Regions from separate parts of the Homo sapiens genome. Here all the other regions are linked to region 2. Evidence: chromatin loops called from intact Hi-C (ENCODE). Cell type or tissue: endothelial cell of umbilical vein. All regions are shown on one strand.

Region 1 (8,000 bases), 130 kb after region 2:
TACTCCAGCCTGGGCAACAGAGGGAGACCCTGTCTCAAAAACAAGTAAAAATATGGTCCGTAAACCTTCAACATCAGCATTACCTGGGAGCTTATTAGAAATGCAGACTGGGGCCGGGCATGGTGGCTCACGCCTGTAATCCCAGCACTTTGGGAGGCCAAGGCGGGTGGATCACAAGGTCAAGAGATCGAGACCATCCTGACCAACATGGTGAAACCCTGTCTCTATTAAAAATACAAAAATTAGCTGCATGTGGTGGCAGGCACCTGTAATCCCAGCTATCGGAAGACTGAAGCAGGAGAATCACTTGAACCTGGGAGGCAGAGATTGCACCACTGCACTCCAGCCTGGTGACACAGTGAGGCTCTGTCTCAAAAAAAAAAAAAAAAAAAATGCAGGCCAGGCACTGTAGCTCATGCCTATAATCCCAGCACTTTGAGGGGCCGAGGCAGGAGGACCGCTTGAGCCCAGAAGTTTGAGACCAGCCTGGGCAACATAGCGAGACCCCGACTCTACAAAAAAAATTAAAAAGAAAACAAAAAATGCAGAATCTCAGGCCTGCCCCAGATTCCAAATCAGAATCTACAGGGTCCTCAATGGATTCACAAGCACATTCATGTGGAAGAAGCGGTGGTTTGGGTATTATAAGAGTGTGGTTGAATGCAATCCAAGCAATATACATAGGCTGCCTGAACCCCCCAAGATTGGATTAAATGCCATTTGAGGCACCAGCAGTAGTGGGAAATGATCATAGGCAGTTGGAGTGAGAGACAAGGAACACGGCACAGTAGCCAGGAAGACCGGTGTGTGGTGCGCTTGGAGATATATTAAACACCCGTACATTCTTTACTGTGTTCCAGGGACCATTACAAGCACTGTGCAAATATTAGCATGTTTAGTCTCCTTGGCAGAGTTAGGAATCATTTCACAAGTGCATAAACTGAGGCATGGATAGAGTAAGTCACAGAGCTGGTAAATGCCAGAGCCAAGATGGAAACCCACTCGATTTATTTCCAGAGCCTGTGCTCCCTTCCTTGAGGTTTCCCTAGGGTCTTTGGGGAGGTTTTTTTTGTTTGTTTTTTTGGCAGAGTCTTGCTCTGTCGCCAGGCTGGAGTGCAGTGGCATGATCTCAGCTCACTGCAACCTCTGCCTCCTGGGTTCAAGCGATTCTCCTGCCTCAGCCTCCCAAGTAGCTGGGATTATGGGCATGTGCCATCACACCTGGCTACTTTTGTATTTTTAGTAGAGACGGGGTTTCACTATGTTGGCCAGGCTGGTCTCGAACTCCCAACCTCAGAGATCTGCCCACCTTGGCCTCCTAAAGTGCTGGGATTACAGGGGTGTGCCAACACTCCTGGCCCTTTGGGGAGAATTTTAAGGGAGCTGAAGAACCTACAGAGCGGGTATTGAATGGATAAGTGTTTCATGTTTCTGTTTTTTACCCACCTAGTCAGTGTGATTTGGGAAGCATGGGTTAAACATTGATTATCTCATTTAATCTTCAAAACTTCATTCCATCAAATCATATCTGTTGAGCACCAGTGTGTATGTGCCATGAACTGGGGATACACTGATGAACTAAGTCCTATTCGTGCCTCCACAGACTTAGTGAGGAGAGAGACAGGCAAAGAATTCTCACATGGTGTGAAAGTGGGCAGCACTACAGAGCACAGAAGAGAGACAATCAACCCAGGAGGACTTCCAGGAGGAAGAAAAGAGCCAGATGAGACCAAAAGGATGACTAGGAGATATTCAGGCAAAGCTGGGTTGAGTAAAATGTGCTCTTAGACCAGGCACGATGTCTCACACCTGTAATGCCAGCAGTTTGAGAGGCCAAGGCGGGAGAATTGCTTGAGGCCAGGAGTGCCAGACAAGCCTGGGCAACATAGCAAGATCCCATTTCTACAAAAAATTTTTAAAATGAGCTGGGCATGGTGGCGTGCACCTGTCATCTCAGATACTTGGGAGGCTGAGGTGGGAGAATCGCCTAAGGTTAGGATTCCAAGGCTGCAGTGAGCTATGATTGCGCCACTGCACTCCGGCCCAGGCAACAGAATGGAACCCTGTCTCTACCAAAAAAAAAAAAAAAAGCTTCTGAGAAAATAACAAATACAAAAGCCCAGAGATGGACAAGAGAGCACTGAGCTGAAGGGCCACAGATACCATTTCTTTAACAGTCAACCCTGAGGACTTGAGGGGTAAGAATTATTAATTTCCATTTTACAGATATGGACACCGAAGTTCTAAGAAGCTCAGCAATGTGCCAAGTGCTAGTGTTACACAGGAAATAAGTAGCAGAGACAGGCTTTAAATCTAGCTCTGATGCCAAAGGCTATGTTCCTTCCACCATGCTTGATTCTGCCCCTTCCAGAATCAGGGACCCTTTAGGTTCTGGGTGCCCAAAGTTTTTGACCCACAGTAACTCTAGTATCTGGTAATAGCTGGGATCAAAAGGTGCCCCAGAGGCTGGTCAAGGTGGCTCACACCTGTAATTTTAGCACTTTGGGAAACTGAGACGGGAGGATCACTCAAAGGCCAGGAGGAGTTCAAGACCAGCCTGGGCAACATAGTGAGACCCTGTGTCTGAATTTTTCTTTTTTTTTTTGAGACAGAGTCTCACTCTGTTGCCCAGGCTGGAGTGCAGTGGTGCGATCTTGGCTCACTGCAATCTCTGCTTCCCAAGTTTAAGCAATTCTCCTGCCTCAGCTTCCCAAGTAGCTGGGACTACAGACGCATGCCACCATGCCCGGCTAATTTTTGTATTTTTAGTAGAGACAGGTTTCACCATGTTGGCCAGGCTGGTCTTACGAACTCCTAACCTCAGATGAGCCTCCCCCCTTGACCTCTCAAAGTTTTGGGATTATAGGCATGAGCCACCGTGCCCAGCCTATGTCTGAATATTAAATAAATAAGTAAGTGGTGCTCCAGGGGGTTCCCTCACACTCTTCTCTTTCTCTTGCTGCACCCCTGAACCCTAATGACCTATGGATCTTCGTGGTAGAGGTGCCATATTGGCTGTGCTCAGTAACTAGGCTCAAAGTGCTGACCGCTGTGCCTGTCTGGCTGTCTTAGCCAGTGAGATGCTGTCCTTAGGCAATAGCCTACCTATATGTTTCAGCCGATCCCTGACCCCACACCTCTAGACATTCTCCACTAGCCAGCATGTTGAACATCTTTTCTCTTGCTTCTTTATAGCAAACCACTTGTTCCCTGCCACCCCATGTTCCGCCATGGCTACCACGTGGGCTGACGCCTTCACAGACATGTTTCTCTCGCTCTTTGGAATTGTCTGTCACTGACCCAATGCAATAAGGCTGCCCAATGTGCTCTGGTCATCCCAGGCTGAATTAATCAAAGTATAAGGCCCAGAACCAGGGAGGTGGACTTGGGTCAGCCCTAGCCCGGGAAGAACATTCAGTTCTGGGAGGAAGGGTGCCAAAAGGCAGTTAAGTTCAGAGGCAATTATCCAGAGAGCACGAGGCTCAAAGCCAAAATGTATGAGTAACATTGAAAGAATTGAGGTTGTGTGGACTGAAGCAGAGATGACTCAGGCGGAGACTATTCCCAAATGAGGCTGCAGGGGACTGCAGGGGGAGCTTCAGGAGCTGGGGCTCACTGCCACTAAGAATTCACTCCTCTGCTGGCATCTGGCTCTTCAATGCTCCCAAGCCTCTCTGAGTCTGAGTTCCCTCTCCCACCCACCTTACTAACTTTTTTTTCTTTTTTTTTTTTTTTGAGACGGAGTCTCGCTCTGTCGCCCAGGCTGGAGTGCAATGGCCATGATCTCAGCTCACTGCAACCTCCATCTTCTGGGTTCAAGCAATTCTCCTGCCTCAGCCTCCCGAGTAGCTGGGACTACAGGCGCATGCCACCATGCCTGGCTAATTTTTGTATTTTTAATAGAGATGGGGTTTCACCATGTTGGTCAGGCTAGTCTGAACTCCTGACCTCAGGCGATCTGCCCGTCTCAGCCTCCCAAAGTGCTCGGATTACAGGCGTGAGCCACAGTGCCCAGCCACTTACTAACTTGTCTAACCTCCTGGCTTCCGAAACCCATGGCCCTGCTATCCCTTCTGTCATTTTCACAAATGATTCTGCCTCTTTCCTCAGGAAATTGAGGCCAATAAGAAAAACATTCTCTGCACCATCAACTAATTGGTATCTGAACCCATCCTTTCCTCCTTCCTTCTGGTCTTATGGAAGAGAGACTGGACTCCTTCCAAGGTTAATTCTTCCACATGGACTTTGGAGTCCATCCATCAACTTTGTTCCTATTTCTTCCACATCTCACACTCCTATAAAGAAGCCTAAGTCTTTCCTGTACTGAAAAAAAACAAAAACAAAAAAAACACGCCTCTCAATAACCCCACTGATTGCCTCCTCTTCTATATGCAGGGACCATGTGTCTTCTCTTTCACATTTCACATGTAAACTCTATTTTCTTTTCTTTTCTTTTTTCTTTTTTTTTTTTTTTTTTGAGGCAGTGTCCACATTTCGCGTGTAAACTCTTTTTTCTTTTCTTTTTTCTTTTTTCTTTTTTTTTTTTTGAGGCAGGGTTTCGCTCTGTCACCCAGGCTGGAGTGCAATGGCACAATCTTTCCTCACTGCAGCCTCTGCCTCTGGAGCTCAAGTGATCTTCCCAGCTCAGCCTCCCGAGTAGCTGGGACTTCAGGCACATGCCACCATGCCCAGCTAATTTTTGTATTTTTTGTAGAGATGAGATCTTGCCATGTTGCCTAAGCTTGTCTTGAACTCCTGGGCTAAAACAAGCCACCCACCTCAGCCTCCCAAAGTGCTAGGATTATAGGCATGAGCCACCATGCCTGGCTCTATCAAATCTTCAAACCTTATCATAGTATACCACTGCTATTTAAGCTATTGCAGATTAGATTGGACCATATGAAATTGTCATTTTTTCAGTAACAGCTTTTTTGAGAAATAATTCACATACCCTACAATTCACACACTTAAAATATACAATTTGGCTGGGCACGGTGACACCTCTTGAAACCAGGGGTTCGAGGCTGCAGTGAGCTGTGATCATCCCACCGCACTTTAGCCCGGGTGACACAGTGAGATGCTAACTCTAAAAAAATAAAGCATACAGCCAGGCGCAGTGGCTCACGCCTGTAATCCCAGCACTTTGGGAGGCTGAGGCAGGCAGATCATGAGGTCAGGAGATCGAGACCATCCTGGTTAACATGGTGAAACACCGTCCCTACTAAAAATACAAAAAATTAGCTGAGCGTGGTGGCGGGCACCTGTAGTCCCAGCTACTCAGGAGGCTGAGGCAGGAGAATGATGTGAACCCAGGAGGCAGAGCTTGCAGTGAGCCGAGATCGCGCCACTGCACTCCAGCCTGGGTGACAGTGCGAGACTCTGTGTCAAAAATAAAATAAAATAAAATAAAATAAAATAAAATAAAATAAAGCATCCAATTCAATGGTGTTTAATACATTCACAGAGTTGTGCAACCATCACCACAATCAATTTTAGAATATTTTATTCACCACCTAAAAAACCCACATTCTTTAACTATCACCCCCATCTCCTGATCACTCACTCCCGGCCCCCAGCAACCACTAATCTACTTCCTCTCTCTATGGATTTACCTATTCGAGACATTTCATATAAATGGAATGACATTATATGTTGTTCTTTGTGTCTGGTTTATTTCACTTACCATAATGTTTTCAAGGGCCAACCATGCCATAGCATGTGTCAGTACTCAACTCCTTTTTATGCCAAATATTAGTCCATTGAATGGATGTGCTAAATTTTGTTAGCTAGATATGGTAGTGCACATCTGTAGTCTGTTACTCAGGAGGCCGAGGTAAGAGGATCACTTGAGCCCAGGAGATTGAGGCCAGCCTAGGCAACATAGTAAGATCCCATCTCAAAAAATAAATTAATATATAAAAACAAACATCATCTCTAGAGAGACAATTCCAGTGAAAAAATAAATTTTATTTATACCTTCATTCATTGATGGACATTTGAGTTACTTCTACTTTTTCCCTATTATGAATAAAACTGTTATAAACATTTATATGCAAGTTTTTGTGTGGATATATGCTTTCATTTCTCTTGAGTATACACCTAGAATTAGAGTTGGTGGGTAATATGGTAAACTCTATGTTTAGATTTTTTTTTGGCCGGGCGTGGTGGCTCACGCCTGTAATCCCAGCACTTTGGGAGGCCAAGGTGGACAGATCACCTGAGGTCAGGAGTTCAAGACCAGCCTGGGCAACATGGCGAAACCCCACCTCTACAAAAGATAGAAAGATCAACTGGGCGTGGTGATGCGTACTTGTAGTCCCAGCTACTTGGGAGGCTGAGGCAGGAGGATCACTTGAGCCCAGGAGGTCAAACCTGCAGTGAAATGTGTTCACACCACTGCACCCAGCCTGGGTGATGGAATGAGACCTTGTATCAAAAAAAAAAAAAAAAAAAATTTTTTTTTGGAGACAAAGTCTCCTTCTGTTGCTCAGGCTAGAGTGCAGTGGCACGATCTCAGCTCACTGCAAACTTCGCCTCCTAGGTTCAAGCAATTCTCCTGACTCAGTCTCCAAGTAGCTGGGGCTACAGGTGTGCACCACTGCACCTGGCTAATTTTTGTATTTGGTAGAGACTGGTGGGGGGCGGGAGGGCATTGCATGTGTGTATTCATATTTTTTAACATACATTGTGACATGATTCTGTGGAACAAATGCAGTGATATAAAATGCTTTTGAAAATTATAACATTAAGGCCAGGCATGGTGGCTCACGCCTGTAATCCAGCACTTTGGGAGGCCAAGGCGGGCAGATCACCTGATGTCAGCCTGGCCAACATGGTGAAACCCCATCTCTACTAAAAATACAAAAAGTAGCTGGGTGTGGTGGCACACACCTGTAATCCCAGCTACTCAGGAGGCTGAAGCAGGAGAATCACTTGAATCTGGGAGGTGGAGGTTACAGTGAGCCAACATCACACCACAGCACTCCAGCCTGGGTGACAGAACAAGACTCCGTCTCAAAAAAAAAAAAAAAAAAAAAAAAAAAAAAGAAAGAAAAAAATTATGACATTAAGTGAGTATAAGGGGGTATATTATTTACGTACTCACTTTTGTAGCAAATCCCCCAGCTGTGCACTTTTCTGGGTGCATGCAATACTTTCACAAGTAAATAAATATCTTTATTTAAAACAGTAATAACAGAAAATCTCAGCACACTAGGGCACGATGGTTCACACCTGTCCCAGCACTTTGGGAGGCTGAGGCAAGAGGATCACTTGAGGCCAGGAGTTTAAGACCAGCATGGGCAACATAACGAGACCCTGTCTCTACAAAAAAATTTAAAATGAACTTAAATTTTTTTTAATTTTTAAAAAGCTTAGCGCAAGTGGAGTCATTCTAGAAAGGTGATGCTAATGATTAGTACCTATATGGTATTTACTATGAACCAATCACTGTTCAAAACACCTTATTTATATTTATTCACTTAAATCCAGCAACAACCCTTTGAGCTAGATGCTATTATTAATTTTGTTTTACAGAGGCAGCAACCAAGGCACAGAGAGGCTAAGAAACTTGCCCAGATCACACAGTTAATGCATGGCACATCTAGAATTTCTAGAGTCTAGAACCAGCCAGGATGGCCTCTCAAACTCTATCTTATACAGACTATCTATTGATATTAGATGAATTTTTTTTTTTTTTTTGAGACAGAATCTCACTGTGTCACCCAGGCTGGAGTGCAGTGGCACGATCTCAGCTCACTGCAGCCTCCAACTCCCGGGTTCCAGTGATTCTCCTGCCTCAGCCTCCCAAGTAGCTGGGATTACAGGCACATGCCACCATGCCCAACTAATTTTTGTAATTTTAGTAGAGATGGCGTTTCGCCATGTTGGCCAGGCTGGTCTCGAACTCCTGACTTCTGGTGATCCGCCTGCCTTGGCCTCCTAAAGTGCTGGGATTACAGGCATGAGTCACCGCACCCAGCCTTAGGTGAATTCTTAAT
Region 2 (8,000 bases):
GTATTAAATTTTGTTATAATGTAAAGAGATTCAAGCCTTGTAAATAATGACATGGAAGACCCTGTGCTGCACTTAAAATATTGCTGCTTGATTATTTGATTTTTACATCAGAGCTTTATAACACGAACTTTTGTACAGAATTGTGAGTTGTGACCATGTAACATGAGAGGTTTTGCTAGGGCCTATTATTTTTAACCACCATTAATTAGTTGGGGTGGAGTTTACTGTAATGTGAAATTTTCACATTTGAATTTTTTAATTGCCTGGCAAAAGCTGATATAAGTTCTAAAATATCAGCAGAATGATTTGCTGAATTCATTACAACCCTGTTATGTCACTTTTTGATTACAATAAAAGTTTTCAGTAAACTTTTCAAATGTTGAGTATTTGCATTATTTACAGAAAGTAGTGCCATATCTGTATACTTAACCCACCAGATGCAGGTTGTATGTGTGTCTCCATTTTCCTATTTTAAAATTCTTAGTTTTTAATACAAGCTGAACTGAATATACAGAATTCTAAATTAAACATGGAAGATACATTTCATAGGTGGGCAGGTGGTAGAGGCCAGAAATGAATCAGGATTAATTGGAGATGTGGTTAAATAAATCTAGGAGAGTCTTGAATTACATAGAAATTCGAAGTTTGAACTTTCAAAATGGTTTGGATTTGAATATTAGAGATGCAGAATTGTGACTCGTTTATGGCCACGTATTTTTCTGGAAACCCTGATAAATAAGTATTAAATTCCTTGATAAAGGAGAATGCAGCTAAACCAGTGAGTGCTTGTGGCCTACCCAATCTGCCCAGTTGACAAGCAAGCGGTCATTACTTACGATGAGTTTCCTTTATTGCTGTGGTTCGGGAAGTGTACCTGGGGACAGTGAAAAGGTACTGAAAGGATGTGGGGAATGAGGGAGAGTAGGAATGGCACTTTAGAAACATAGTGGTATAAGTAGGGATTGAGATAATCTTTTTTTTTCTTATTTGAGATGGAGTCTCACTTTTTTTTTTTTTTTTTAATTGATGATTCTTGGGTGTTTCTCGCAGAGGGGGATTTGGCAGGATCGTAGGACAATAGTGGAGGGAAGGTCAGCAGATAAACAAGTGAACAAAGGTCTCTGGTTTTCCTAGGCAGAGGACCCTGCGGCCTTCCGCAGTGTTTGTGTCCCTGGGTACTTGAGATTAGGGAGTGGTGATGACTCTTAACGAGCATGCTGCCTTCAAGCATCTGTTTAACAAAGCACATCTTGCTCCGCCCTTAATCCATTTAACCCTGAGTGGACACAGCACATGTTTCAGAGAGCACAGGGTTGGGGGCAAGGTCATAGATCAACAGCATCCCAAGGCAGAAGAATCTTAGTACAGAACAAAATGGAGTCTCCTATGTCTACTTCTTTCTACACAGACACAGCAACAATCTGATTTCTCTATCTTTTCCCCACATTTCCCCCTTTTCTATTCCACAAAACCGCCGTCATCATCATGGCCCATTCTCAAGGAGCTGTTGGGTACACCTCCCAGACGGGGTGGCGGCCGGGCGGAGGGGCTCCTCACTTCCCAGAAGGGGCGGCCGGGCAGAGGCACCCCCCCACCTCCCGGACGGGGCGGCTGGCCGGGCGGGGGCTGCCCCCCACCTCCCTCCCGGATGGGGCGGCTGCCGGGCGGAGACGCTCCTCACTTCCCAGACGGGGTGGCTGCCGGGCAGAGGGGCTCCTCACTTCTCAGACGGGGCGGCTGCCGGGCGGAGGGGCTCCTCACTTCTCAGACGGGGCGGCTGCCGGGCGGAGGGGCTCCTCACTTCTCAGACGGGGCGGCTGCCGGGCGGAGAGGGGCTCCTCACTTCTCAGACGGGGCGGCTGCCGGGCGGAGGGGCTCCTCACTTCTCAGACGGGGCGGCTGCCGGGCGGAGGGGCTCCTCACTTCTCAGATGGGGCGGCTGCCGGGCGGAGGGGCTTCTCACTTCTCAGATGGGGCGGCTGCCGGGCGGAGGGGCTCCTCACTTCTCAGACGGGGCGGCTGCCGGGCGGAGGGGCTCCTCACTTCTCAGATGGGGCGGCTGCCGGGCGGAGGGGCTTCTCACTTCTCAGATGGGGCGGCTGCCGGGCGGAGGGGCTCCTCACTTCTCAGACGGGGCAGCCGGGCAGAGACGCTCCTCACCTCCCAGACGGGGTCACGGCCGGGCAGAGGCGCTTCTCACATCCCAGACGGGGCGGCAGAGCAGAGGCGGTCCCCACATCTCAGACGATGGGCCACTGGGCAGAGACGCTCGTCACTTCCTAGACGGGATGGCGGCCGGGCAGAGACGCTCCTCACCTCCCAGACGGGGTCACGGCTGGGCAGAGGCGCTCCTCAAATCCCAGATGGGGCGGCGGAGCAGAGGCACTCCCCACATCTCAGACGATGGGCCACCGGGCAGAGACGCTCGTCACTTCCTAGACGGGATGGCGGCCGGGCAGAGACGCTCCTCACCTCCCAGACGGGGTCACGGCCGGGCAGAGGCGCTCCTCACATCCCAGATGGGGCGGCGGAGCAGAGGCACTCCCCACATCTCAGACGATGGGCCACCGGGCAGAGACGCTCGTCACTTCCTAGACGGGATGGCGGCCGGAAAGAGACGCTCCTCACCTCCCAGACGGGGTTGCAGCTGGGCAGAGGCGCTCCTCACATCCCAGACGGGGCGGCGGGGCAGAGGCGCTCCCCACATCTCAGACGATGGGTGGCCAGGCAGAGACGCTCCTCACTTCCTAGACAGGATGGCGGCCGGGAAGAGGCGCTCCTCACTTCCCAGACTGGGCAGCTGGACAGAGGGGCTCCTCACATCCCAGAGGATGGGTGGCCAGGCAGAGACGCTCCTCACTTCCCAGACAGGGTGGCGGCCGGGCACAGGCTGCAATCTCGGCACTTTGGGAGGCCAAGGCAGGCGGCTGGGAGGTGGAGGTTGTAGCTAGCTGAGATCACACCACTGCACTCCAGCCTGGGCAACATTGAGCACTGAGTGAACGAGACTCCGTCTGCAATCCCGGCACCTCGGGAGGCCGAGGCGGGCAGATCACTCACGGTTAGGAGCTGGAGACCAGCCCGGCCAACACAGCGAAACCCCGTCTCCACCAAAAAAATACGAAAACCAGTCAGGCGTGGTGGTGTGCGCCTGCAATCGCAGGCACTCGGCAGGCTGAGGCGGGAGAATCAGGCAGGGAGGTTGCAGTGAGCCGAGATGGCAGCAGTACAGTCCAGCTTTGGCTCGGCATCAGAGGGAGACCGTGGAAAGAGAGGGAGAGGGAGGAGGGAGAGAGGGAGGAGAGGGAGGAGAGGGAGAGGGAGGAGGGGGAGGGAGGAGGGGGAGAGGGAGGAGAGGGAGAGGGAGGGGGAGGGAGGAGGGGGAGAGGGAGGAGAGGGAGAGGGAGGAGAGGGAGGAGGGGGAGAGGGAGGAGAGGGAGAGGGAGGAGGGGAGAGGGGGGAGAGGGAGAGGGAGAGAGAGGGAGAGGGAGAGCCGGAGTCTCACTCTTACCCAGGCAGGAGTGCAGTGGCATGATCTCGGCTCACTGCAACCTCTGCCTCCTGGGTTCAAGTGGATTCTCCTGCCTCCGCATCCCAAATAGCTGGGGTTACAGGTGCCGGCCACCACACCCAGCTAGTTTTTGTATTTTCAGTAGAGACAGGGTTTCACCATGTTGGCCAGGCTCATCTTGAACTCCTGACCTCGGGTGATCTGCCTGCCTCGGCCTCCCAAAGTGCTGGCATTATAGGTGTGAGTCACTGCGCCAGCCAGTCATCGATTTTAAGTGGTATACAGACATACTTTTTTTAAATGTGTTTTTTAAGTGCAATACTTACTAAGTGATTTTAAAATTTTAGAATGTTATATTTCTATAGGTGACAGGCAAGTACTGTAAAGATCATGAAAGCTGTTCAGAACTGAATTAGGGAAATGCTGCCTCTGAATCAAATTAACTTTCTTCTGAAGGGCCCTCCTTTCGTTGTGATGCTTAGATTACATTTGTTTATTCCCAGACACCCCTGTTGCACGGGATGGGATGTCTGGCCTAACCATTCCAACTCTACCCCACCCCACACACAACACACACTGCCATTTTGACTTTAAAATAATCCAGCTAGATTTACTGTTAATTCTTGCTAATCTGGACCAAAAATCTGGATTAGATCTCTCACGTTCATAGGATCTGGCACCCAGAACTTTTTTTATCATACATTCCATCATCCGAGGTCAGTTTCATTACCTAAGCTCGTTGTTCCTTAAGCTAAACTGACCTTTTCTTTAAGTGCAGTCCACTCCTATGATAATTTTCTAGTTACTCAGCACCTGTGGCAATTCCTCTCTTGGAGAAACACTGGAGTTAAGCTCTAATGTTTCATCCACGACTTGGTCTTCCAGCTCCATCCTTTGTTGGTCTTATTTGGGGCTGAAGTTTCAACTCATCCCCCAGTCTCTCTTCTTTCTACTCTTTCCCTTCACTAGTATCCTATGCCCTGTTGTTTCAGCCACACGCTAACATGCCCATAACCTGCTGCTCCTTACTCACCTTGCTGCACCCAAACAGCTAACCTTCAAACCCGGATTAAGGTGCTGAACACTGCTTAACAAAACTAGTCTTTGAAGACAATTTAAGAAGTAACTTATTTGCAAGGCACTGTGCCAGGTGCTTGGACTTCATTTAATCCTTAAAAATTCCAGTTGTACTTGATGTCTTGTGTTAAGCAGGAAAGTCCACTGCCAGTGAAGGCTCAGTCCAGCCTTGGATATTCAAGCCAGCTCCTAACTAATCCAACTCGCCCCTACTATGTGGAAGAGTAAGCCAGCAAGTAAGACTCCACCTCTTGCAGATCCCCAAAAAACCATGTCATGTCTCCCTATCTTTTGCACTCAGCTGTTTCATCTGGCTGGAATTTCCTTCCTCCTTTGCCTGCTTCATAATTTCCTGCTCATTGTTCAAGAGTTAGGTTGCTGTTACCAGGCGCGGTGGCTCACGCCTGTAATCCCAGCGCTTTGGGAGGCCGAGGCGGGCGGATCATGAGGTCAGGAGATCGAGACCATCCTGGCTAACACGAAGAAACCCCGTCTCTACTAAAAATACAAAAATTAGCCGGGTGTGGTGGTGGGCGCCTGTAGTCCCAGCTACTCGGGAGGCAGGAGAATGGCATGAACCAGGGAGGCAGAGCTTGCAGTGAGCTGAGATCGCGCCACTGCACTCCAGCCTGGGTGACAGAGCGAGACTCCGTCTCAAAAAAAAAAAAAGTTGCTGTTTTGGAATTATTCCCTCACAGTGCCCGCCCGCCCCCATACGTGCCTGAGGTGCGGTAGCATCCCTGGATATGCTGTAGTAACACCTTCCAAATTGTTTTCTGTGGGCTGTGTTTGGTTATCTCACTCACTGGACTGAGCATGACTTCCACAAAAAGTCTAGTTTATATTCCGGAAGCCAAACCATGCCTTGCACATAGTAACAAATGTTTGAAATAATGAAATTACCTTGTTTTAAACTTTGAGATTGTGTTTTGCCAAGCAAGTTAATTCTTACCCACACACTGGCCTAAAGAAATATGTGTAGAAGCTAGTAATAAGAGCAGACTTCACAGACAACCGGTGACATGTCCGTTTCTCAAGGGAGGGATTAATTTTTGGCCTACTGCAGGTTTGAAAAGTAGTATCCTTCAAGGACCTAGGTGTTTCTGTGTGCCAAGAATACTCCAGAGTGTTAAAATCAGGAGCTTAAAAATCACTCCTTTGCTAGTGTCAGCATGGCAAATGAAGGGAGCGAAACCTGCTCCAAAATATTTAAGCCAGGATTTCAGAGGAGCAAAAAGCTACTTAATAAACGTAATAGTTTATTCATCCCAGTCTGCGCAAGTGTCTCCGTGTACTTGTCCACTTTCCCTGTCTTTCAGCGCCTTTAATGAATGCTGTTCTTACTGTATAAAGCTAGACATAGAACAAAACCTCTGATTTGAAACATGTCCTTTCTGAGAGTTTTTATACCACTGCTCATTTACTTTAGCTTCAGCAGTTGTCTTATTTTTAACTAGAAAAAAGCCTCCTATATATAGTATGTATATATATACGTATGTATATGCGTGTATATATAAAATATAGAGAGCGAGCGTGTACCCTGCATTTTCTTTATGTCATAAACACATCCTTTGACATTAAATTTTTCCACAAACATTTTTAATTTTGAGAATTGGAATGGTCAGGAAAGAATAGACTTAAGGTCACCTACTTAAATCCTGGAGAAAGTGTACCATGAAGCTGCTGTATGTGAATAACTTCAGCATACGGATCTGAAAGAAATAGGATTAATAGGAACATTCAAAGACTTCAGGCAAATTCTTTCAGTATGGATCTAAAGTATAAACAGCTTATCAAGGCTCCTCTTTGATAAAAGCCTTTGAGATTATTTTTAGGATCATGTTAAAAGGACTTTTTAAAAATAACTATTGCTAATTCCTTTATGCACTTTACCTTTTATTAAATTTAATGAAGGGTGAACAGTGATCTCATATTAAAGCCAACACCAGCGTGAATCTTGCTTTTCCACTTTGCTTGAAATGTGGCTCTTTTGTAATTTACTATGAAGTTGGTTTGGCCAGTGTGAATGTTTTCAATTTAGGTTTCTATTTTTAAAGTCTCTGTGGTAAGATTTTCATATGAGAATGGACATACATTTAGAATTTAAAATCTTCTTTGGTAGAAACAACTGGAACCTTAATAATTTTTGGCGGGGTTGGGGGGGTTGTTTTTTTTTTTTGTTTAGAAACAGAGTCTCTCTCTCTCTCTGTTGCCCAGGCTGGAGTGCAGTGGCACAATCATAGCTCACTGCTTCCCCAACCTCCTGGACTCAAGCAATCTTCCCACCTCAGCCTTATGAGTAGCTGAAACTACAGGTGTGTGCCACCACACCTGGCTAATTAAAAATAATTTTTTTTTTTTTTTGTAGAGATAGGTCTTGCTGTGTTGCCCAGGCTGGTCTCAAACTCTTGGCCTCAAGAAATCCTCCTGCCTGGGCCTCCCAAAGTGCTGGGGTTACAGGGATAAGCCACCACACCTGGCCCATTAACAAAATTTTGATAATTGTTAAAATATGTTTTTACCTAGCTTAATGATATATAAAGCTGGTAGACTGATTTCTTTTTGTATCCTAAAAACTAAAACCAATAAACACAAATATGAAAAATGAAGCCAGGGAAAACTGTATTAGTGCTAGAAACTCAGGAAAAGACAGAAGGGGCAGACATAGCTAAAAATATGGCATTTCTGCCATAGCACCACATCTTAAAAGTTTTTTGTTGTTAATGGAGAGAAGGCGAAATAAAGACAACTGACAGTTCTCTCCTTGAGAAGGCAGATGGCCTCTTGGAAAGCTTGAATAGAAGATCTTGGGTATTAGGAACACACCATCATCTGAAGAAACAGGGATGGGCCATGGAGCAAATGAAGTTAATTTCCTTTGAAGTCACTTTGAATATGATGAAAATTGCACAAAGGAAACCTGAAGCGTAGGCTACCATGTTGACGGGGATGGAAGAAGATTCTGTCCAGAGACAGATTTGTTATAGCTGGTCTTGTTGCCAGGAAGGAGGCCGGATCACGCAGCCCTCATTCCCCTGGCTATTATGGGGGCTGAAGGGGGAAAATATGCAATTTTCAAAACATTATGGCACTGGTGCCAGAAGAGGCAGACAAGTCAGTGGAATTGAATACAACACCATAAATTGGCCCAAATATAATACACAACAGTTTGAGCATAAGTAAATGTGAAAAAGGATAGGTTTTTCAATAAGCTTTGAGTGAACTGGTTAACCACTTGGAGAAAAAAAAATCACATCTTAAAATTCTAGACTAAATATTGTTTATCCAAAATTTTATATATTTAGGATTTAAAATATTCTTTTGTATAAATTTTGGTACCAAAATAAAATGTTGATAATTGTGTGTTTTGACCTATCATATTACATTCCTGGATTATATTCTTCCCATCTTC
Region 3 (8,000 bases), 110 kb after region 2:
GCACTCTGAAAATGTCTTAAATTCTGGTGCCACTACCAACTATCTGGTGCCCTTGGGCGAGTCACTCCATCTCTCTGTGCCTCGGTTTGCTCATCAGTAAAATGGGTATGATAGTAATAACTAGGTTTTCTCTGTTGAGTTGTCATGAGGATTAAATGAGTTCTAGATCCAAAATGTGTAGAAATGTGCCTGACACAACAGTTGTCTATCCAGTTCCCAGTTCTGAAGGAGACAGAGGTCTTAGGTCTGGGCACAAAATGGATTCATCCTTCAGCCCTGGGTTGGCATGACCCCTAGAACTCTTTGTGGGCTAGCATTGCCATTCAGCCCTTAGTGCTGAGGATGTTGAGGGGCCTTGGAGGAGAGCCCACTGGACATTTCTAGTGAAAACCAGGACCTCTTGGACCTGGCTTCGTGGGGGTTAAGTCCAACCAGAACGTGTTTATTTTCCCCTGTGTCTGGAAGGGCCTCTCCGGTCTCCATGGCAACGCGATTTCCTGTCCTGGTTTTCTCTTGGATGAGATACCTGCTGAATGCAGAGGCGTCTGGGCAAAAGCCTGGGGTGGAGACGGGCTCTGGGGCAGTTCACTTTAACCACTTCCCTCACGCGAGCCGAGAGGCCAGCCTGGCCAGGACCCATGTCACCAGAGCCTTTGTTCACCAAGTCCAGACATCCAATTTAGGATGACATCATGGAATCCAGCCTGGAATCCTTGTTATGCCCCATTTTCTTTCTTTCTTCCTTTCCAAGGGTTTTGTTTCTTCTTGAGGCTGCAGAAACAGAGGCTCACACACATCCCCAATTTGCTAAGAATATTTCTAAACCCTTCTCATCACAGGCCATCCCCTGCGTCTGGGCACTTCATAAATAATTATTTACTCATTCTTTCTTTCATTTGTCAGTCATTTGATTCATTCAACAAACATTTGCATAGTAGATTAAGCGCCAAAATGATGTTGGAGCTGAAGAAGCAGAGAATAGATCTGGTCTTTTCTCTCAAAGAGCCTCTACTTGGTAAATGGAGACAGGCATGTAAATAAGCACTACACAATAGGATCGGTGCCGCGACAGAGGCCTCTGCAGGGGTGGTATGGCGTCACCGTGGGAAGCCCGAGCTCTGCTTTCTGCCTGCGTTTGGATTCCCCTCCTAAACCCCCTGGCCTTAGATAAATCTCACCCTGAGCCTCAGTATTCTCATCTGTAAAATGGGAATAACGATGGCACCTACTTGGATGGTTCGGAGTCTGCATTTGGAGTGGGACAGACATTCAGATTTCAGCTCTACCACTTACTAGCTCTGTGTCCTTGGGCAAGTTACTTATCCTGTCTGTTAAATGGGGACTGTCCTAGTGCCCACTTCACAGAGCTTTTTGAGGTTTAAATAAGTGAATGCATGCACTTAGAACAATGCTTTTAGTCTTGCCTGTCTTAAATACCGCTAACTCACGGAACCCTGTGAGTCCATAGGAGGGAGATACTAGGTCTCCCTAGGGAATTAGGGGATGGGCCCTACCAGAGGAGGCAGCATCTAGATAATTAGCTACTTATATAATATCCATTCAATGTCTACATCTCCCCTACTTGAGTGATGTTAGAGATCATGTGTGCCTCCTTTCTCCATCTTATCTCCACCTCCTACTAAAGCCCAAGGAGGTGGAACTCAGTGGATGTGTGGATGATGAATGACTAAAGGATGAATTCTAGCCTCTTTATCATGGCACGTAAGGTCTTTTACAATTTGGGTAAGATCCTCTTAGTCTAATTTCTGGAAATTCTTCTTGGCCCTATCACCTTGGGCTCTAATGGCAACAAACCTTAATAAGCCATGCATGGCCAGGTGCAATGGCTCATGCCTGTAATCCCAACACTTTGGGAGGCCAAAGCAGGAGGATGTCTTGAGTCCAGAGGTTCAACATTAGCCTGAGCAACATAGTGAGATGCCCTTTCCCATCTCTACAAAAATATTTTAAAAATTAGCTGGGTGAGGTGATGTGCACCTGTAGTCCCAGCTAGTCTAGGGGCTGAGGCAGGAAGATCACTTGAGCCCTGAGGAATCCAGGCTACAATGAGCTATGATCATGTTACTACACTCCCGTCTGGGTGACAGAGCAAGAGAAGGAGAAGGAGAAGGAGAGGAAGAGGAAGAGGAAGAAGAGGAAGAGGAAGAGGAAGAAGAAGAAGAAGAAGAAGAAGAAGAAGAAGAAGAAGCAGCTTATTCCAACTTTCTTGGACATGCTTCTTTTCTTTTCTTTTCTTTTCTTTTCTTTTCTTTTCTTTTCTTTTTTTTTTTTTTGTCGCCCAGGCTAGAGTGCAATGGCGCGATCTCTGCTCACTGCAAGCTCCGCCTCCTGGGTTCACGCCATTCTCCTGCCTCAGCCTCCCGAGTAGCTGGGACTACAGGTGTCCACCACCATGCCCTGCTAATTTTTTTTTTTTTGTATTTTTAGTAGAGACGGGGTTTTACCATGTTAGCCGGGATGGTCTCGATCTCCTGACCTCGTGATCTGCTGATCTTGGCCTCCCAAAGTGCTGGGATTACAGGTGTGAGCCACCATGCCCAGCCTGGACATGCTTCTTTTCTTAGCTAGTAGGTGAAACCCTACTCATTCTTGTATTCATACACTCACATTGTTTCAAAGTAACAAGTGTGATAATTGAAGGGATGGTGTACAGGCTTCTACAAGCTACACTGTGAATGAGATGGTGTCCTCTCACCACGGCCCTTTCCACCTCCTCTCCACCCTTCTGGAGCCACTTGAGGCATTGACCCTCACCTCCAGGGAAGCAGGAAAAGTGTGGAGTCTGATAGATAAAAACCAATTCTATTTCATCCTCTGTGTCAGTGATTGATTCAGAAATCCAGGCCTAAGTCAATCAGGACATGGCATTTGCCTAGAGATAAAGAATGATTTTAAGACTGGGCAATGACCCAACTAAGTCCAGTGAGGTCCAGAGGGAAGTCAGACAAGGGGCTCATGATCCTTAAGAGCGAGCCTCAGGATGCACACATCTCTCCCCTTCTGGAGATTCCTGAGTGTAGAAGCTAGGCCAGCACTGTAGCTGCTTTCTCTCTATGAGCCTAGGAATGAAACCTATATAGGAATGAACCAAGGGAAATGCACCCAGAGTCACTGGGTCAAATCAGACTTGAACTCTATTCAGAATCAGGACTTTATGGATACAATGAATTTCCACATTGGTTAAACCAGTTAGAGGTACGTTTTGGTTTAAAACAAATTGCCATGGCCAGGCACAGTGGCTCATGCCTGTAACCCAGCATTTTGGGAGGCCGACGCGGGAGGATCTCTTGAGCCCAGGAGTTCGGGGCTGTCATGGTCTATAATCATGCAACTGCACTCTAGCCTGTGCAACAGAGCCAAGGCCCTATTTCCAAAAGACAAAATAAACAAACAAAAAACACAAACAAAAAGCCAGGAACATCCTAACTATGCTAACTGGTGTAAACGTAACGAACTATTGTAACTGATATAAACGTGGGAATCTGACCTGGACAGAGGGTTGGCATCCAACCACTTGGAGATACTAACCATCAAGCTGCAACATAGACACAAACAAACAAGCAACACATGTTCTTCCAGAGAAGAGTGACATGATCACAGCCAACGCTTTAGGAAGAGCCCTCTGGTGGCAGCGAGGAAGGTGGGCAGGATTTGAGACCGGAGGCTTGGCCATGCAGCAAGAGGATGTCTGATATGGACATGGATCAAGAACAGATTGAAGAAGACATTTAGGAGTGAAGGCTGAAATCCGCACATTGATGAGAATTCTTCCTCAGACTCCAAATGTTCATAGTCCATGAGACCACATGATGGGCCTGGAGAAAATTTAGGAATATTCATTCATTTGCTCATTCATTCATTTATTCATTCATTTATCCATTCAGTACATTTTTCGGAGCTCCTATGTACCAGCACTGGGCTAGCCACTAGGGATAGAGCAATGAACAAGGCAGATACAAATTGCTGCCCTTATAGAGTGCACGTTTTAGTGGAGGAACAGACAATAAACAAAATGAATAAGTACACATATAAAGTCAGTTATATGGTGACACATGCTATGAGAAAAAAAAATTTGAGACAGGGTCTCACTTGTTGCCTAGGCTAAAATGCAGTGGTGCAATCATAGCTCACTGAAGCCTCGAACCCCTGGGCTCAAGCGATCACCTGCCTCAACTTCCCAGTTAGCTAGGACTATAGGTACCTACCACCAAGGCTGGCTAATTTTAAAAAATTTTTGTAGAGACTGGGTCTCATTATGTTGCCTAGGCTGGTCTCAAACTCCTAGGCTTAAAGTAAAAAAAAAAAAAAAAAAAAAAAAAAAAAAAAAAAAAATTTTTTTTTTTTGAGATAGGGTCTCATTCTGTCACCCAGGCTGGAACACATGGCTCACTCAAGTCTCAAACTCCTGGGCTCAAACAATCTTCTTGTCTCAGCCTCTTGAGTAGCTGAAACTACAGGCACATGCCACCATGCCCAGCTAATTTTTGTATTCTTTGTAGAGATGGGATCTCACCATGTTGCCCAAGCTGGTCTCAAACTCCTGACCTTAAGTGATCCTCCCATCTCAGTGTCCCAAAGTGCTGAGATTACAGGCATAAGCCACCGTGCCTGGACAAGAAAAAAAAATTTTAATGGAAAATGAATAGGAAATAACAAGGAAGGGAAATTATTTGGCCAGGAGTTCCCAATATATGGTCTTCAAAAGTGGAGGTTTTTTTCCTCAACAAAAAGCTTCAAGGGATGGTATCTTTCTGTATTCTATGGCAAACCAGGTGCACAGAAATAATTTCTATTATAATAAAATAGCCTTAATATTCATTGGGTGCCTACTACATGAAAACATCTGTTCACAAGTATTATTTTACTTCATCTCCATTTCATAGATAAGGGAAACAAAAGTCAGTGATGTGAAGAAAGTCACCCAAAATGGCACAGTGGCAGTAGTTCTGAACCCAAATCTATTCAACAACAAAGCAAAATACTTTGCTTTGCTTTTTAACTGTATGCCAAACCAGTAGGGTAATGCCTCTTAAATCCAAATTCAAGCAACTATAATCACTAGTACTTAATATGACAACTAAAGAGAAAATAAGTGAAAATAAGTTCTTTTCTTTCTTTTTTTTTTTTTTTGAGACGGAGTCTTGCTCTGTCGCCCAGGCTGGAGTGTAGTGGCGAGATCTCAGCTCACTGCAAGCTCCGCCTCCTGGGTTCACGCCATTCTCCTGCCTCAGCCTCCCAAGTAGCTGGGACTACTGGCGCCCGCCACCACGCCCGGCTAATTTTTTTTGTATTTTTGGTAGAGACGGGGTTTCACCGTGTTAGCCAGGATTCGTCTCGATCTCCTGACCTCGTGATCCACCCGCCTCGGCCTCCCAAAGTGCTGGGATTACAGGCCTGAGCCACCGCACCTGGCCCCTGATGAAATATTTCAAATGTGTTCCATGGGAAGAAATATAAGGTCTTTGGAGGGTAAAGATAGTTAAGCCTGCTCTCAAGCCCTGACTAGTCTTTTCTCTAATTAGTATTCTTTTCCTTTTTTAGAAACAGAGTCTTCCTCTATCACCCAGGCTGGGGTGCAGTGGTGCAGTCATAGCTCACTGCAACCTCGAACTCCTGGCCTCAAGTGATCCTCCCACTTTGGCTTTTCAGAGTGCTGGGATAACAGGCATGAGCCACTGCGCCCAACCCATTTTACATTTTTAAATAAAGCATCAAGCTCATAGACAACAATACAATGTAGATTCTGGAGAAAAAGGAAACATTTAGAAAAACATCTGAAAGGGGCTGAAAGGGCCAGACGCGGTGGCTCACACCTGTAATCCCAGCACTTTGGGAAGCCAAAGTGGGCAGATCAGTTGAGGCCAGGAGTTCGAGAACAGCCTGGCCAACATGACGAAACTCATCTCTACTAAAAATACAAAAATCAGCCAGGCGTGGTGGTGCATGCCTGTAGTCCCAGCTGCTCAGGAGGCTGAGGTGGGAGGATCACTTGAACCCGGGAGGCAGAAGTTGCAGTGAGCTGAGATTGTGCCACAGTACTCCTGCCTGGGCAACAGAGTGAGACTCTGTCTCAAGAAAGAAAAAGAAATAAAAGAAGGAAGGGAGGGAGGGAGGGAAGGAAAGAAGGACAGACATCTGGAAGGATACACTATAAACTCAGTGAACTGAGCAGAAAAGAGAAGCCCAGGACTGACAGCGGCAATTAAAGGACCCATCACCCTTAACTGCTAGGTTTTACCTTTTTTCAAAGGAGGATATATTCATATATTATGTGTGCAACTAAAATAATTTTCTAGCAAGTTAACTTACAATTTAAAAAAAAGAATGAGTGAATAGGAGAGGAGCGAGGCAACACAAGTCAGGGTGTCCACAAAGTATACTTTGCTTTCCTTTTTGACCATTGGGTCTCTAACATGGGGTTTCCATGCTACAGGGTTTCTTTTGTACAAGAAATAGACAGGGAGTCCGTTCTCTGAAATCTAGTTGAGTCGTGGCTCTAAGCAGCAAAGATCTTCATCCTTCTTGGTCTATTTCTGGCCTCCAACAAACCTTAGGGAACCTCTGGAGATTGTAATTTTAAAATACAAAAGGGAGGCCGGGAGTGGTGGCTCACACCTGTAATCCCAACATTTTGGGAGGCTGAGGCAGGCGGATCACTTGAGGCCAGGAGTTCGAAACCAGCCTGGTCAACATGGTGAAACCCGTCTCTACTAAAACTACAAAAATTAGCTGGGCATGGTGGTGGGCGCCTGTAGTCCCAGCTACTCAGGAGGCTGAGGCAGGAGAATCACTTGAACCCGGGAGATGGAGGTTGCAGTGAGCTGAGATCGCACCACTGCACTCCAGCCTGGGCGACAGCGTGAACCTCCATCTCAAAAAGTAAAATAAAAGAAAATAAAATAGAGGGGATAAATAAAATAAAACAAAGTAAAGTAAAATAAAATAGAAAAGAGGCTGCAGTGAGCCGTGATTGTGCCACTGCATTCCCACCTAGGCAACAGAGCAAGACCCTGTCTTAAAAAAAAATTATATATATATGTGTATATATTATACATATATATATGGTGTCATATTATACATGTAACTCTGAAATTTACACAAGAGGCAGTCAATTCTAGACATCTAACACCTCACCAGGAGCTGTTCTTAGTGAAAACTCAGGGAGGAAAAACAGGGGCACTAATATTTATCACAGTTCCTGTAGGCACTAGACACTGCACTAAACTACTTATCACAAATCTCAGAGGTCTCCGATTTGAGCCAAAGTCATATTTACATTCGGGTAAACCGGTAATATATTCCTCACTGTAGTCTACTTAAAATAATAATTTAATAAGCCGAATAATCCTATGAAAAATAATAATAAACACACTCACACTATTAAGATGATGTAGTGAGATACTGACTCATTTTATTTCCAGCGGATTTCCCTCCCTTGTTCTAAGAAGGACACCAAACTTTGTGTTCTCTCACGAGAAGAGGGTTGCAGTGGCTCACATCTGTAATTCCAGCACTTTGGGAGGCCGAGGTGGGAGGATCACTTGAGTCCAGGAGTTCAAGACCAGCGTAAGCAAAGTGAGATCCAGTCTCTACAAAAAAAAAAAAATTAGGCCAGACGCAGTAGCTCACGCCTGGAATCCCAGCTCTTTTGGAGGCCGAGGCAGGCAGATCACTTGAGGTCAGGAGTTCGAGACCAGCCTGGCCAAGGTGGTGAAACCCCGTCTCTACTAAAAATACAAAAATTAGCCCAGCATGGTGGTTGCACACCTGTAATCCCAGCTACTCGGGAGGCTGAGGCAGGAGAATCGCTTGAATCCGGGAGGCAGAGGTTGCAGTGAGCCGAGATCGCGCCACTGCACTCCAGCCTGGGTGACAGAGCGAGACTCCATCTCAAAATACATAAACAAATAAAATAAAAAATTATCCAGGCATGGTGTCATGCACCTGTCATCCTAGCTACTCAGGAGACTGAGATGGAA

What was found. Peaks named below come from ENCODE experiments on the same cell type or tissue, not always from the same donor. Only the 100,000 strongest peaks of a DNase experiment are listed, where the experiment ranks them.
Region 1: it touches region 2 in a loop (4-fold over the local background); 6 of 110 quality-filtered maps call a loop at or near these places.
Region 3: it touches region 2 in a loop (4-fold over the local background); 31 of 110 quality-filtered maps call a loop at or near these places.

What each region holds. Positions count from the first base shown.
Region 1 is chr16:24,697,649-24,705,648 of GRCh38, forward strand. It overlaps a transcript of TNRC6A not described here. Among named protein-coding and RNA genes, the nearest start is that of TNRC6A, 28 kb to the right of the region's middle. In endothelial cell of umbilical vein, a CTCF peak has its summit at 3,602; DNase peaks (open chromatin) are centred at 3,533 and 4,093; H3K27ac peaks cover 2,181 bases.
Region 2 is chr16:24,572,487-24,580,486 of GRCh38, forward strand. RBBP6 (RB binding protein 6, ubiquitin ligase) reads left to right here. Exons shown (of 18, transcript NM_006910.5): 18 at 1-377. Among named protein-coding and RNA genes, the nearest start is that of RBBP6, 37 kb to the left of the region's middle. RefSeq lists an enhancer at 2,930-3,589. In endothelial cell of umbilical vein, no CTCF peak of the experiment used is centred here; a DNase peak (open chromatin) is centred at 4,875; H3K27ac peaks cover 1,564 bases.
Region 3 is chr16:24,685,675-24,693,674 of GRCh38, forward strand. It overlaps a transcript of TNRC6A not described here. Among named protein-coding and RNA genes, the nearest start is that of LINC01567, 19 kb to the left of the region's middle. RefSeq lists an enhancer at 566-1,065. In endothelial cell of umbilical vein, a CTCF peak has its summit at 3,662 (motif pointing left); DNase peaks (open chromatin) are centred at 537 and 7,347; H3K27ac peaks cover 558 bases.